Regions from separate parts of the Homo sapiens genome. Here region 2 is linked to region 1. A link is an interaction called in ENCODE POLR2A ChIA-PET data of the cell type or tissue named here. Cell type or tissue: GM12878. All regions are shown on one strand. Links, peaks and the distances in the headings refer to the core of each region. The heading gives the core; the rest is flanking DNA.

Region 1 (2,804 bases), core at 168-2,667:
TAAATAAAGCCAACTTCTCAGGTACTATTCAGGTGAAAGCTTCACCTGCCTGTCCCTAAATATTCTAGCTCCGTTCACTTGGCACCTTGCTAAATGAACTGACTGGTTTGTTTGTCTACACTTAGAACAGACACTGAACAAAACATAACTTAAGTCTTTAGTACAATAAAGGTAAGAAGTGGCTGCCTGTTTAACTCAGTCTATGTAGCACCTAACACCATACTGACAACAAACTAAAATTCTTTTCAACAAATCTTAACTGAAAAGGATGATCTCTGAGAATGGGAGAACCTAAAAAAAAATTCTCACTGAATCCCAGTTAGTGAAATGAAACTGATGGAGAGGGAAGAACTAATATATGCAATAAAAGATTAGGTTAAACCATATGCAAGTGCCAGTTTTATACATCAAGATGGTCAAATATTGGAAATTTCATCTGGTTCAACCTAAAAGAATGCCTTATTTTGTTAACACTCAGACTAACAGTGTTAAGGCACCAAAGGTCGCTACTCAAATTTGAATGCATACATAGTAAAACTTTCCACAAAGAATTTTTGCTTTGTTTTTCCTTTTTGTAATATAAATATTAAAATATACTCAAAAGTAGAAAGGACAGTATAATAAACCTTCACATACTCATCACCCAGGATCAAAAATTACCAACCTTTTACCAATCTTACTCCACAGATAATTTTAAGGAAATTCATTTCCACAGCCTCAATTTTCTTTTTCTTAAGAGTTGGGGTCTCGGCCAGGTGTGGTGGCTCATGCCTGTAATCCCAGCACTTTGGGAGGCCAAGGAGGGTAGATCATGGGAGGCCAGGAGTTCAGGACCAGCCTGGCCAACATGGTGAAACTCTGTCTCTACTAAAAATACAAAAATTAGCCAGGTGTGTTGGTGTGCCTGTAATCCCAGCTACTCGGGAGGCTGAGGTGGGAGAATTGCTTGAATCTGGGAGGCAGAGGCTGCAGTGAACCGAGATCACACCACTGCACTCCAGTCTAGGCAACAGAGCGAGACCCTGTCTCAAAAAAAACAGTTGGGGTCTTACTCTGTTACCCAGGCTGAAGTGCAGTAGAGTGATCATAGTTCAATGCAGCCTCCAACTCCTGGGCTCAAGGAAACCTCCCACCTCAACCTCCCAAGAAGCTGGGACTACAGGCACAAGCCACCATGCCCTGCTATTTTTTCAATTTTTGGTAGACATAGGGACTCACTTTCTTGCACAGGCTGGTCTCGAACTCCTAGTCTCAAGCGATCCTCCTTTCTCAGCCTCTCAAAGTGCCGGGATTACAGGCATGAGCCACTGTGCCTGGCCAGACTCCATTTTTTTATGTATTTCATCCTAAAACCACCAGCCTGAAATCTTGTCTGCAATGACACTGCAAATTCTTCTTTTTCAGCTTCCCTTTCAAAATCTTCCTTCTCTCACATTAAAAGGAGAAACACACCTGCTCACTGATCCCAAACCTTAGCACAGCTCACTTCCCTCCCTGTCACCAAACAAAGGGTCGGTTTGAGTGTTAAGAAAATAGCAACTGGAAAACAAATTCTTTTGCAAATCTAGTAGTTTATCTGCTTTCAACAATACTGAAGGAGGATCTAACCAATTGTCATCAAAAATAATTTTTGGTGGTAGATTGATTTTTGACACATAACTCAGAAACAGTTCAAGGGACTGAGTGATGCTGCAATAACAGAACACTTCCCATTCCTATCTCTTATTTATATAATTAGGATTTGTCAGTGCTCTATCACAATAAAAAAGAAAAGTATGAAATAGAATTGGCCGGGTGTGGTGGCTCACACCTGTAATCCCAACACTTTGGGAGGCCGAGGCGGGTGAATCACCTGAGGTCAGGAGTTCGAGACCAGCTGGCCAACATGCTGAAACTCCGTCTCTACTTAAAATTTAAAAATTAGCTGGGCGTGGTAGCGTGCACCTGTAATCCCAGCTACTAGGGAGGGTGAGGCAGGGGAATTGCTTGAATCCAGGGGGCGGAGGTTGCAGTGAGCCGAGATCGCACCACTGCACTCCAGCCTGGGCGATAGAGCAAGACTCCATCTCAAAAAAAAAAAAAAAAAAAAAAAATTGATGCTAAATCCCCATTCTGGCAATAATCAATATTCACCCATGTATGAAGAGCTCATTTATTTAATTTAAAAAAAGCCACAGTCCTATGCATTTCATTGAGATACATTTCCAATAACTATTTAATAGTTTTAACAATCATTTATCAAAATGTAATACCTTTATATTAGTTTGAATTATGTGATAATGGCAATGACAAATTCTGTTTACTTCTGAATTGAATTAACACAGCCTCATGGTCACAAGACATTTTAACTTTCTTTATTTTAAAATGATATATTTTTAAAGTATGAGAAGTATGAGAGGGTTATCGGTTAATAAGACTTTCGAGTCTAAAAATATTTTTTATTCTGACAAAATTCTGGAGTGAGTACAATGGAAATACAACTTCAACAAACAGTTAAAGAATTCATTCAATTTTTTAGAAGATGATGGTAGGAAACAAATTGCTGTCCACCAGTACCTTTAAATACATATATAAAAGTAATGCAACAGTTTAATTATTAAATGTCAACATTTTAAAATATCCTAGAAATTACACGTTATGCAACTATGTAAACATGTAGGAAAAAAACTTTTCAGAATCAATACAAAAAATACATTGTTTTACAAAATTCTTTCAAGCCTATATGAGCAAAAATGTTTGAAAACTGTTGGCATGGAGGCCGAGCACAGTGACTCATGTCTGTAATCCCAGCACTTTGAGAGGCT
Region 2 (2,804 bases), core at 300-2,799, 150 kb after region 1:
TGATTTGATCATTACACGAAGTATACGTATATCAAAACATCACACTATATCCCAGAAATATGTACATTATGTGTCAACTAAAAATCAAACTAAAAGAGATAATGGAGTTCCCAACAGTAGGAATGGAGAAAAAAGGCGAATTTGAGAAATATTTTTCTTTTCTTTCTTTTTGCTTCTATTCACTGTGAATACTGTATTATAGTTTGACTATTTATTTATTTATTTGCACAGAGTCTTAACTCTGTGGCCCAGGCTGGAGTGCAGTGGTGCAACTGCCACTCACTGCAGGCTCAATCTCCCAGGCTCAAGCAATCGTGCCACCTCAGCCTTCCAAGTAGCTGAAAATACAGGTGCACACAACCACGCCTGGCCAATTAAAAAAAAAAATTTTTTTTTAATTTTTAGTAGAGATGAGGTCTTGCTATGTTGCTCAGGCTGTTCCTGAACTCCTGAGCTCAAGTGATTCTCTTGCCTCAACCTCCCAGTCTCTTGTACCTGGGATTACAAATGTGAGCCACCACACCTGGCCAGAGAAATATTCAGCAAGTTAACATTAGTGAAGCTTGGCACTGACTCGATTTGGAAGCACGGGGGAGGAACAGGTGCAGAAGGAATCCAGGCTGATTCTTGCATTGGATGACCAAGCGGAGTTGAGTCAGAAAGTAAATCCAGGCCAGGTGCGGTGGTTCACGCCTGTAATCCCAGCACTTTGGGAGGCCTAGGCAGGCAGATCACCTGAGGCCAGGAGTTTGAGACCAGCCTGGCCAACCTGGCGAAAACCCGTCTCTACTAAAAACAGAAAAATTAGCCGGGCGTGATGGGACACGCCTGTAATCCCAGCTACTTGGGAGGCTAAGACAGGAGAATTGCTTGAACCTGGGAGGTGAAGGCTGCAGTGAGCCGACAGTGCACCACTGCACTCCAGCCTGAGCAACAGAGGGAGACTCTGCCTCAAAAAAACAAACAAACAAAAAAAAAACTAAAAACAAAAAAAAGTAAATCCAAAAATCAAGAAAATGGGGGGAAAAAAAACAAAGAAATGCCCTTAGTTTTACTCATATAAGCCTGAGGGACTTCTGGGGATGGCCAAGGACAAACATTTGTATACATCAGTCTACAACTCAGAGGGAAAGTACGGGATTCTGTTATCAGACTATAGGAAGTAGCAGCACTTAAAAACTAGGAAAGTAGGCCGGGCGTGATGGCTCCTGCCCCTTATCCCAGCACCTTGGGAGGCTGAGGTGGATGGATCATCTGAGGCCAGGAGTTCAAGACCAGCCTGGCCAACATGGTGAAACCCGTCTCTACTTAAAAAAATACAAAAATTAGCCAGGCATGGTGGCGCAAACCTGTAGTCTCAGCTACTAGGGAGGCTAAGGCACGAGAATCAATTGAACCCGGGAGGTGGAGGTTGCAGTGAGCCGTGATCACACCACTGCACTCCAGCATGGATGATAGAGCAAGACTCCGTCTCAAACAAACAAAAACCCAAACTAGGAAACTGGATGAATTATACAGATGAATTATACAGAATGATAGCAGATGAATTATACAGAATGATGGCAAGCAGCAGGCCAAGCACCCTATAATAGAGAAAAATGAAAAAAGAATGGGAAGAAAACCAGAAAAGTAGCCAAATGACAGCTAATATTAACTGATCATTACCATTCTCGGTTACCATGTCAGCCTCTGCACATGAATTGCTTCAATGAACCCTCCCAATAATCCTAAAAGATAGTCCTTTTATTACAGTGTTTTAGATGAGGAAGCTGAGACAGGTATTGCATGATAGCTGAGAATGGGTATAGAGTCAGACTGCCAGAGCACAAATCCTGGCTTTACTAACTATATGTTTCAGTTTCCTGTAGTTTAAACAGGAGATAGCAATATCAATGCCATAGGGTTTCATAAATTAATTACCATGTTAAATGGTGCCTGGCACAAAAGCAGCACTCATATACCACTAGGTGGGAGTATAGAGAATGTTAAAGAAATGCAATATGTAATGTCAAATGATAACCTGCAGAATAAACTAGTATTTGACAGGATTTCCACCCCTTTTATGTATAAATATGTGTGTAAGTATATATATATATTTATGTATGTATATAGACTAGATGCTTCTAAGGTGAATTCACAATACAAATGTTCCCCTAAAAATGCTACCCTAATTCATCAAGCAGAAAGACACTTTAACATATTAATGATTTTTAAAATTTCCACTGTTAATTGGTAGATGAAATAAGATTAAGCCAGAATGAGGCTTTTCCTGACACTGGATAGTTTATAATCATGTAAACATATCTCTCAGACAATAAAGCAATATTTTATAAATATTTATTGACAGCTACAGACTTTGTTTTGCATTTTGAGGTTGATTCACTATTTAATTTTCCAAATTAGGAGACCATTCAAAAGGACTACGTTGAAATAGAAATCAAAACACATCCCTAAATGTAAATATTTATAGCTTGTATAATATTCATGTAAAGATATAGCAGAACTAGTTCTTTTAACCACTTTGGTGTTATAATGAGGGAAGATCAGAATCTACTAAGTTCTAAACTCATTTCCTCTCTACTGAACACAGTAAAAGACCCTGATATCAGAGAAATAACAAACAAAAGGCATAATTATTGAACTATCCAGAAAAAAACGGATATTAAGAGGATAAAAAGTTCACATGTGCTTTGTAGATCAGATGTGAAGGATAAAAAGAACTGAAAATCATGTACGGTCAGTTGCAACTTCACTAAACATAAGAATTAGACTTAAGCTATCAAACCGTTTTAAAAGTTTCCTTC

What was found. ChIA-PET counts read pairs that join two places held together with the same protein. Peaks named below come from ENCODE experiments on the same cell type or tissue, not always from the same donor. Only the 100,000 strongest peaks of a DNase experiment are listed, where the experiment ranks them.
Region 2: POLR2A ChIA-PET joins it to region 1 with 11 read pairs; 6 of 35 experiments call an interaction of 5 or more read pairs at or near these places.

The regions. Positions count from the first base shown.
Region 1 is chr14:63,479,427-63,482,230 of GRCh38, forward strand. All of the region lies in intron 2 of PPP2R5E (protein phosphatase 2 regulatory subunit B'epsilon), which reads right to left. Among named protein-coding and RNA genes, the nearest start is that of PPP2R5E, 63 kb to the right of the region's middle. In GM12878, for the core only: no CTCF peak of the experiment used is centred there; no DNase peak of the experiment used is centred there; H3K27ac peaks cover 1,285 bases.
Region 2 is chr14:63,631,159-63,633,962 of GRCh38, forward strand. The region is part of intron 1 of WDR89 (WD repeat domain 89); the gene reads right to left. Among named protein-coding and RNA genes, the nearest start is that of WDR89, 9.3 kb to the right of the region's middle. In GM12878, for the core only: a CTCF peak has its summit at 1,950 (motif pointing right); no DNase peak of the experiment used is centred there.